3 separate regions of the Homo sapiens genome follow, and all the other regions are linked to region 3. The links are chromatin contacts, found by Hi-C or POLR2A ChIA-PET in ENCODE. All regions are on one chromosome and are shown on one strand. The core of a region is the stretch at or near the end of the contact, and the rest is flanking DNA. Distances in the headings are between cores, read along the strand shown. Region 1 holds the start of ME2 (malic enzyme 2). Region 2 holds the start of CXXC1 (CXXC finger protein 1). Region 3 holds the start of PIAS2 (protein inhibitor of activated STAT 2).

What was found. Hi-C counts contacts between places; a loop is a spot of excess contacts on that map. ChIA-PET counts read pairs that join two places held with the same protein, here RNA polymerase II (POLR2A). Pooled maps may share reads with other maps.
Region 1: a map of naive thymus-derived CD4-positive, alpha-beta T cell shows a loop between it and region 3 (7-fold over the local background). The contact joins the promoter of ME2 here to the promoter of PIAS2 in region 3. A Hi-C loop is called at or near these places in 1 of 168 maps with a recorded cell type or tissue (naive thymus-derived CD4-positive, alpha-beta T cell) and 7 of 50 pooled maps.
Region 2: a map of CD8-positive, alpha-beta T cell shows a loop between it and region 3 (8-fold over the local background). The contact joins the promoter of CXXC1 here to the promoter of PIAS2 in region 3. A Hi-C loop is called at or near these places in 2 of 168 maps with a recorded cell type or tissue (CD8-positive, alpha-beta T cell and naive thymus-derived CD4-positive, alpha-beta T cell) and 9 of 50 pooled maps. POLR2A ChIA-PET finds 5 or more read pairs at or near these places in 1 of 52 experiments (CD8-positive, alpha-beta memory T cell).

What each region holds. Positions count from the first base shown.
Region 1 is chr18:50,877,629-50,880,588 of GRCh38, reverse strand. ME2 (malic enzyme 2) reads right to left here and starts at 1,471. Exons shown (of 16, transcript NM_002396.5): 1 at 1,281-1,471. RefSeq lists a silencer at 1,083-1,642 and an enhancer at 1,181-1,682.
Region 2 is chr18:50,286,257-50,289,060 of GRCh38, reverse strand. It overlaps CXXC1 (CXXC finger protein 1), which reads left to right and starts at 1,369. Exons shown (of 15, transcript NM_014593.4): 1 at 1,369-1,474; 2 at 2,203-2,321; 3 at 2,422-2,522; 4 at 2,804. The coding sequence starts at 1,472. RefSeq lists enhancers at 946-1,315, 1,426-1,515, 1,636-1,755, 2,576-2,625.
Region 3 is chr18:46,916,238-46,918,999 of GRCh38, reverse strand. It overlaps PIAS2 (protein inhibitor of activated STAT 2), which reads left to right and starts at 1,493. Exons shown (of 14, transcript NM_004671.5): 1 at 1,493-1,678. The coding sequence starts at 1,655. KATNAL2 (katanin catalytic subunit A1 like 2) reads right to left here and starts at 1,398. Exons shown (of 18, transcript NM_001387690.1): 1 at 1,074-1,398. RefSeq lists silencers at 1,234-1,973, 2,044-2,123 and an enhancer at 1,344-2,097.

The sequences.
Region 1 (2,960 bases), core at 222-2,721, 4.0 Mb before region 3:
AAAAATTAGCTGCCCTCAGGTGATCCACCCACGTCGGCCTCCCAGAAGTGCTGGAATTACATGCGTGAGCCACCGCGAACGGCCTATATGTATGTTTTTAAAAACAACTGTTTCTCTCATCTAATTTACAGAGTATTTGTAAATTGAAAATCAAAATTATGGGTACAACATCGCAATTAGCTTAACAACATGAGCAATGCTTAAGGAGTATACACGTTTAAGGGAGTGGGGGTGGAGGATGCAGCTATGAAGTTAGACCACTTGAGTTTGAATCTAGGCTTTGTCACGTTAAAACTGTGGTCTTAGGCAAGTTACTTAACCTACCTAAACCTTAGTTTCCTGGTTTGTAAAGTGGAGGCAGTAACAGTATCAACCTCAAAGGGTTATTTTGAGATAATCCGTGTAGAAACTAGCGCTCTGCCTGTCACTAGCAATTAATACATGCTACTATTGTTATCGTTATCAACTGCAACACTAACAGAAATAGCAATGCTATTAACCTCTTTGCTTAGAGGTGATAGCCACAAGCATCAGGAAGGTAAATCCACAGACAGAAGATGATAAAACGTTTTGTAAGAAAGCACGTGTTAATTTGATCACGCTTCTCACCACAAGCAACGTAAATTTTCTAGAATTATCTCTGGAACCAAAAAAGAAAGTCGAAACCTAGGACCACCTAGGTAACACCACATGCAGAGATAGTTATCGCCAGCGTGAAAGAAACACCTGCCAATCCCGGTCCACAGATGGCATTTAATAATAGACGGAATCGGTCCAATCTCAGAACTCTCCAGCCCGCAGCAAGTCTTTTTTTAAAGGGAGGAGCCACACACACAGCCTAACTCCTGCCGTTAACTCGGCCCGACTGAATAAAGGAGATAGGCTTGCCAAAGGGTTTCCAGCCACAGAAGTCCTTTTGTGGAGGGGTGCAGAAAGAGCGAGAAAGAGATGCTGGCGTTTGGAGGCCCAGGGCCTCGCTCCCGGGCGAGAGCGGGGCGCCCAGGCACCAGCCGGCGGAGGAACCTGGAAATCGCGCGCCGGGTAGAGCCGCGGCCGCTGGAACCTGGGTCGCCGCGATGTAGCCGGTCCCTCGCCCTCAGCCCGGACTCCGCAGACCGCTTCCCTTCCCCCAGCCCCCACCGCCAGGCCGGGAACGGCGGGGGCCGCACGCGCGGAGGCCGGAGGCGCGGCAGCGCTGGGCTCTCGGGGCCGGGCCAGGGGAGGCCGGCGCCCGCTCCTCTCCCGGACCCCCGCCCGGGCCCCACCGCGCCGGGCCTTACCAGAGGTCTCGCGCCGCGACAGGTGGTACACCCGGCGGAGAGGCCGCGCCCTGCCGCCCGCCCTGGCGATGCTCAGCTCCCGCGCCGCCCGGCCCTCCCCTTCTGCGAGCCTCCCGGAGCCGCCGTCAGCTCAGGCTCACACTGGCGCGGGCGGCCCCACACGCAGAGGCGGCCCGAAGAGCGGCCGAGAGAGGGGAGGGCGCGAGGAGCCGGCCAGCCGCGGGGCCCGGAAGGCGTGGCCCACGGTGGAGACGGACGGGCTCGCGGGCCAATTGGAGGCAGGAACCGGCCGGAGGGGCGGGCTCCGTCTGGAGGCTTAGCTGCCGGCGCTGGGGTTCCTGTCCTCCGCGCCTTCCTCAACCCAGCTCCTGGAGGTTACGGTTCTGAGGCGGGGCGGGCGGCCTCGTGGACGCGATGCTGAGGATGTGAGAAGTGCAGTGCGGAGGAGGAGGTGGAGCTCCGCCGCTCCATGAAGGAAGCCGGGGCTGGCCGACCGCGCCCCCCAGCACTCCTGGCCCGGGGGTCCCAGTCTCCGAACCCGCGGAGGCCAGGGAAGCTGGGAGTTGGGGTCTGTCCTGCCTGAGCCACAGAGGAAGGGGGAGAACGGGAGGGCAGGAGACGGCAAAGGAAGGAAGAAGAGGACCCAGGAAATGCGAGGCTTCCGCACTTCAGCGACGCTTTCACTTTCCGAGCTGTTTTGTGTGCTTAGGACTTGCTCTTCTGCAGAATTCTTTGCCACTCCTCATGGCTGCTGGCAAGGTTATTGGCCTGCGGTGAATTTACCAATCACCTCCACTGTCACAGTCACCATAAATAGATGCTCAATGTTCTGCCTCAGAAAAGCACCGGAACACTTAATTGTCTTGTCCTTGAAAGCCGCAGGGACCGTGCCTTCCAACATCCCTACCCCCGCCCTCCCAACGGTTGTGACATGGGAGGATATTTCTTCACCCTTATTTCAGAAAATGTTATCACCCAAAACTCTTTACTATAATGAGCTTGTGTACTCTTAAAACAAGGCATGGTAATGACAATTTCAAAAATAAGATGTAAAATATAAAAAAAGAGGCAAGGCAGAATAAAATTAAAAGTGATGGAAATGTAGGATTGAGAAGATGGAGTGGAAGTAGGGAAGAGTGAATTGCTCCCTCCTAAACTCTGACAATTAAATAAAATCTGGGGCAATCGCCCCTCTCTGAACATTGAAGGGTGGGGCCTGTGAGGAGGAAACTCCAGTTAGGTGATAATCCATAGGTGTGGTTGCTATAATAACCACCGCAGGCAAGGAGAGGTTATAAATATGAATGACCTAAAGTAACTCTGCTTGCCAGGAACTTACAAGATGCAGCAGGTTGGATGAAGGAAACTAAACATTACCAGTGTCTTTCTACATAAATGCTTCATTAGTAGAGGTGAAATTCTTTTGTCTTTGAAAGACAGTTGTGGGGGTGTTGGGGGGTAGATGGGGAATGGGGAGATGTTGGTCAAAGGGTAAAAAGTTTCAGGAGTAAGTTTTAGAAATATCGCACAGCATGGTGACTATAGTTCATAATGTATATTTCGCAATGGCTGAAAGAGTAGATTTAAAATATTCTCACCAAAAAGAAATAAGCATGTAAGGTGATGGATATATTAGCCTAATTTGATCATTCCACAATGTATTGAAACATTACATTGTAT
Region 2 (2,804 bases), core at 120-2,619, 3.4 Mb before region 3:
GGGCCAGGCACGCGGTGGTTCACGCCTGTAATCCCGGCACTTTGGGAGGCCGAGGCGGGCGGATCACCTGAGGTCGGGAGATCCAGACCATCCTGGCCAACACGGTGAAACCCCATCTCTACTAAACATACAAAAAAAATCAGACGGGCATGGTGGTGCATGCTTGTAATCCCAGCTACTCGGAAGGCTGAGGCAGGATAATCGCTTGAACCCGGGAGGCGGAGGTTGCAGTGAGCTGAGATCGCGCCATTGCACTCCAGCCTGGGCAACAAGAGTGAAACTCCGTCTCAAAAAATAAGTAAATAAATAAAAATAAATAAATAAATACATAATAAATAATAAATAAAATAAATAAATAAATAAATAAATAAATAAATAAAGCCTGGCTTCCAGGCTCCATCTTACAGCTGTTAACCAGAGTTACACCTGGTATATCACATTTGTATATTTGTAAATTTGTATATCACATTTCACAAGAAATAATCAGGGATGAGCATACAGATCTATGTTTAAGAATGTTCGTTGCAACTTTATTTAGAATAATATTTGAAAATGTTCTAAATGCTAAACAATAAAGAAATGGATAAGTAAACTGTGTTTAGGCTTATTGTGCAGCTTATAGAACTAAAATAAGATTTGATATTAGTTTAAGAATTGTTTTTAAATAAAAATAAAATAAATAGAAGCCGAACCGTGCCAGGCCTGGCAGAAGAATGACAAGTGGGAGGAGTAAAAGCCGGAAAGAGTGGTGGCAGGTGAAGTCGGAGACGACAGAGGAACTGGTTTCCTCCGCCCCGCAAGGCACACAGCCTGCCGACGCCCCATTAATACATGTGGAAGGGGAAAGAGACTGAATGGAGGAATGAATACAACTTGATCCAGGTCGTGCTTCGGAAGCGGTCACTTTACCTGTGAACCTCTCTGCCTGACAAACGGGCAATGTACGGAATCAACCACCAAGATGGCGGCGCCCGTGAAGAATCCGCAATTAGGTCGCCGTCATATGTCGCCTAGGAACGTACGGAATTCGACCCACGTACGGAATCGGATTCCAAGATGACGGCATCTATGAGGAAGTCACGCAGTAGGTGCAGCCATGTTGCCTGTACGTCGAGGCCGTACAAGCAGCCGCCGTACGGACTCTACTGACAAGGTGGCGGCGCCCTCGGGAAAGCCACATTAGAGCGCGGCCATGTTCCCGGCGAACATATGGATTCGGCCACCATACGGATACGATAAGCAAGATGGCGGCGCCTGAGGGGTCTTGGGGGCTCTAGGCCGGCCACCTACTGGTTTGCAGCGGAGACGACGCATGGGGCCTGCGCAATAGGAGTACGCTGCCTGGGAGGCGTGACTAGAAGCGGAAGTAGTTGTGGGCGCCTTTGCAACCGCCTGGGACGCCGCCGAGTGGTCTGTGCAGGTTCGCGGGTCGCTGGCGGGGGTCGTGAGGGAGTGCGCCGGGAGCGGAGATATGGTAAGTAGCGGGTCCAGGGAGGGGTTCGGCGGTGGAGGTCGGTCGGTTGGCAACAGTGGGGTCTGTCGGCCGACTCAGGGGTCTGTGGTGAGCCATAACCGGAGTCTGTGGACTGAACGGCGGGAGTCTATGGGCAGAATGATGAACCATCTGGGAGTTCTATGGTGAGCCACGGTGGGGGGCTCCTTAATAGAAGTTTAGTGGGGACTCCGTGTGGCAGTTCCGTGGGAAACCATGATCGGGGGTTCTTAGGGCAGAGGGATAAGCGGGTTGTAAGGAGTCACATTGAGTGGTCTGTAGTGAGCCGTGACGAGGAGTCCGTGTCCGGGTATCCGTGGACAGCCGCGACTGGGGGTGGGTGCGGGTGCCAGGTGGGTCTATGAGATAAACAGGGAGGGGTGCGTGGAGAACCGCGATGGGAAGTCCGCAGTGAGTTACGCGGGGTCTGTGAGGCGCCACGATGGAGGGTCGCCATGACCCATTAGCGAGTGTGGACGCAGGGAGCGGGTGTCGGTGGGTGCGTGATGGGAAGTATGGAGCAGAGTAATAGGATGTCAGAGGAAGGGATGGGGGTCAGTGGGGACTGTGATGGAGAGGTTTTTTGGGGGCCCCGATGTGAAATCTGCAGGCAGAGTGGGGATCCCTGCTGACCACGGTGGAGTTGTAATGGGGGGATGAGCCGCCACGGTGGGGGCTGCTTAAGGATCCGTAATGGGGGTGTCCTGCAGGAGGGAGATGGTTCAGACCCAGAGCCTCCAGATGCCGGGGAGGACAGCAAGTCCGAGAATGGGGAGAATGCGCCCATCTACTGCATCTGCCGCAAACCGGACATCAACTGCTTCATGATGTGAGCGCGGGAGAGATGGGCGGGGCTGACACTGGCAGGGTGGGGTGAGGCCGATGGGCCGCGCCCCTCACATCTCCATCGCCTGCCCCATCCTCTGCAGCGGGTGTGACAACTGCAATGAGTGGTTCCATGGGGACTGCATCCGGATCACTGAGAAGATGGCCAAGGCCATCCGGGAGTGGTACTGTCGGGAGTGCAGAGGTGAGGGCCATGGATGGACAGGGAAGGCAGGTGGGGCTTCAAGGGAGGAGGAGGAGCCACAAGGGGGGGTTATGGGGATTAGTGATACACGTCTGTGGTGAGCTGGAATGGGGCTCCATTGTGAGTAATAGAAGATCCCACGGGAAGAGGCAGCTCTGCCCTGGACAGGGGTGCAGAGTAGGTGGGTGGGTCAGTAAGGGAGCGAAGAGGAAGAAAGAGGTTTTGGGACCATTCAAGCCATCCAGTGCTCACTCACTTTGGCCCTACTCTCTGCCCCACAGA
Region 3 (2,762 bases), core at 244-2,743:
TATACACGCACACACATATATATCAAATAAACAATTACACAAATACCTACATAATTACCATGGAGACATCTCAGGAAGAAAAAGTTCAGGGTCCTAGGAGAGGTCATAACAGGGGAATTTGAATTAAAATGTGGGATGTGGGTGAGGGATGGTCTTCCTGAGGAAGTGACACTTAAAGTGAAACCTGAAGGATGAACAGGAGTTAGGAACAAAGAAGAGAGTGGGAAATTATTCTTGGTTCAAGGATCAACATTTAGAAGCCTTAAAACTTGAGGGGAGGCCGGGTGCAGTGGCTCACGCCTGTAATCTCAGTACTTTGGGAGGCCGAGGCGGGCGGATCACCTGAGGTCCGGAGTTGGAGACCAGCCTGACCAACTTGGAGAAACCTCGTTTCTACCAAAAATACAATCGCAGCTACTCGGGAGGCGGAGGTAGGAGAATCGCTTGAACCCGGGAGGCAGACATTGCGGTGAGCCGAGATCGTGCCATTGCACTCCAGCCTGGGCAACAAGAGCAAAACTCCGTCTCAAAAAAACAAAACTTGCGGGGTGCGGGGGCAGGGGAGTGGAAGGAAGACCTGGAAGTGCAGTGCGGATGAAACGAGGGGTAGTGGGAAGAGGCGGTAGGTAGGAGGCTGATTAAACAGGGCCTTAAAAGTTACATTGTTTTAAAGACCTCTCGTGTGTGGGTTCCACCCAATTCTTCAAGGAAATTGAACCCTGGACACCGTCCAGCGATTTTTCTGGCCATCTTGACTCAGCATCTTCCTTCATCCTATATCAGCACATTACGGGGGGGCCATCAAGCTTCCTTCTATCTACTTACTCTGCCTTGGCGTTTGACTCCTTCCTAGCTATCAGATTTCCCCGACTTTTTAGCATGGCCCTTCTGAGCGCTCTTATTTCACTTCTCCCCGCCCCCAACCCCACCGCCTAACTCTCCCAACTCTGCAGTCCGTGACCTTCAGGTGCCCTTCAAGGTCAGAAAAACTCGGCAAGGTTGGTACTTGCAGGACATTAGCAATTCAAAGAGGTGTCACACAACCTCACCATTAGATGGGAACAATAGCTTACCCAACACCCATATTTAGATTATTCCGCCACAACTACTCTGGGGGATGGTTTTATTTGCGGCGGCTTTCTCCGTCCATAGGCACCGCGTGAAGGGCACCGTAAGAATCTTCCCGAATGCTCCTGTCACGCGTCCCGGCCGCCTCTTCTTCCTCCCCGCCACTTCCCGAGGCCAGGCCCGCGGATAACGCCTCAGTTGCGACCCAGCTCTAGGCAGTCCGCAGGGGCCTCCGCCGGGGAGGGAAGGCACGACCTGGGGCCGAGCGGGGCCAAGCCGCGGGGCAGCACGCCGGGGCAGGCGCGGGCGGGCGCTGTCGCCGCGCGGACTGAAGGCGCGGGCGGAAGGCGGTCGCGCGGGTGGGCAGGGGGCACCGCTAGGGGCGGGGCTTCGGCGCGTCGGAGGCGGAGCTCCCGCGCCGTTCACGTGACGGGCCCGGCTGTAGCGGCGGCGGCCGCGGCGTCTTAAGCGGCGCCCAGTGCAGGATGGTGCTGGAGGCGGCGGCGGCCGTGGTGGCGGCAGCGTCGTTGGCGGCAGCGGGAGTGGGTGCGGCGGCAGCGGCGGCGGCGCCCGCGGGTGGTATAAAATGGCGGATTTCGAAGAGTTGAGGGTAAGCGGGAGTGGAGAGCGGAGGCCGCGGGGGAGGGGATGGGAGAGGAGGTGGGGAAACCGCAACGTCGCCGGCCGCCGCCTGCTCGTGCCTCTGGGGCCGGTTGGCGGAGCCCTGAGCCCCGGCCCGCGGACGAACGGGCGCCGAGGGCGCGGGGGAGGGGAGCGGGCCGGCGGAGGGCACGCGGGCGGCGCGGGGGCGGCGGGCCTGGGCCGCGGCGAGCCGGCTCCTGAGTGCTGCCAGTGGTCCGCACACCTGGCGCGGGGGGTCGGGGCGCCCTCCAGGAGGGGCACATGGGGACCCGACATCCCGGTTCGCAGTGAGGGCCGATGTGGGAAGCAACGTTTGATCTTGCACCTTCACCGGGGTGTACGTGTCTGTGGCTATTCACAAGTCTGCATGCTACTCACTTGGTGGAGGACTGTTTTCTGAAAGCTGAAGTTGCGTTTAGGAATCTCTCCTCTTCTTATGGCTGATGCTACCGTTTAGTCAGGTCTGTCACGAGAAAAGGCCCCTTCTCCCACCCTTGCCTCCTAACATCTTCGAGGAACCTAATGTTTGGGGATCCCTGCCTTCAATAATCGGCCTTAAACCTCGATATTTTCTTAGTGTTTTAGTAAGAAATCTGCAAAGTCTATGTTGTGAGGTTTGTGCACCCCTTTTACTCTTGAGGAAAAATATTTTTTTCTTCTCAGTCTTAAAACAAGATCATAACTTTATTGTTGATACCCTTGTATAGCAGAGGTCTGGAATAGGGCTGTGATGGGGGTAGAACAGAAGAGACTTTTTCCCCCCAGACTGATAACCTTTAAAGTCCTAACTAAGTGTGACGAATGAGATGGATTTGTGTGTATCGCTGAATTACTGGCGACATAAATGAGATGTTTACGGACAGAAACCCTGATTTTTTTTTTTTTTAAATGTATCAAGGTAGAGATGAGTGTAAACTTGAAATTACATTTACTGCAACTCGTTTGTGTAACACTTATGATATTAGGATTTCTTTTTCAAATAAGGAAGAGGAATCCGGTAAAAGGTTCAGTTTTGTATATTTATTGTTTTCCGCAAGAGATGGGATGGGGGA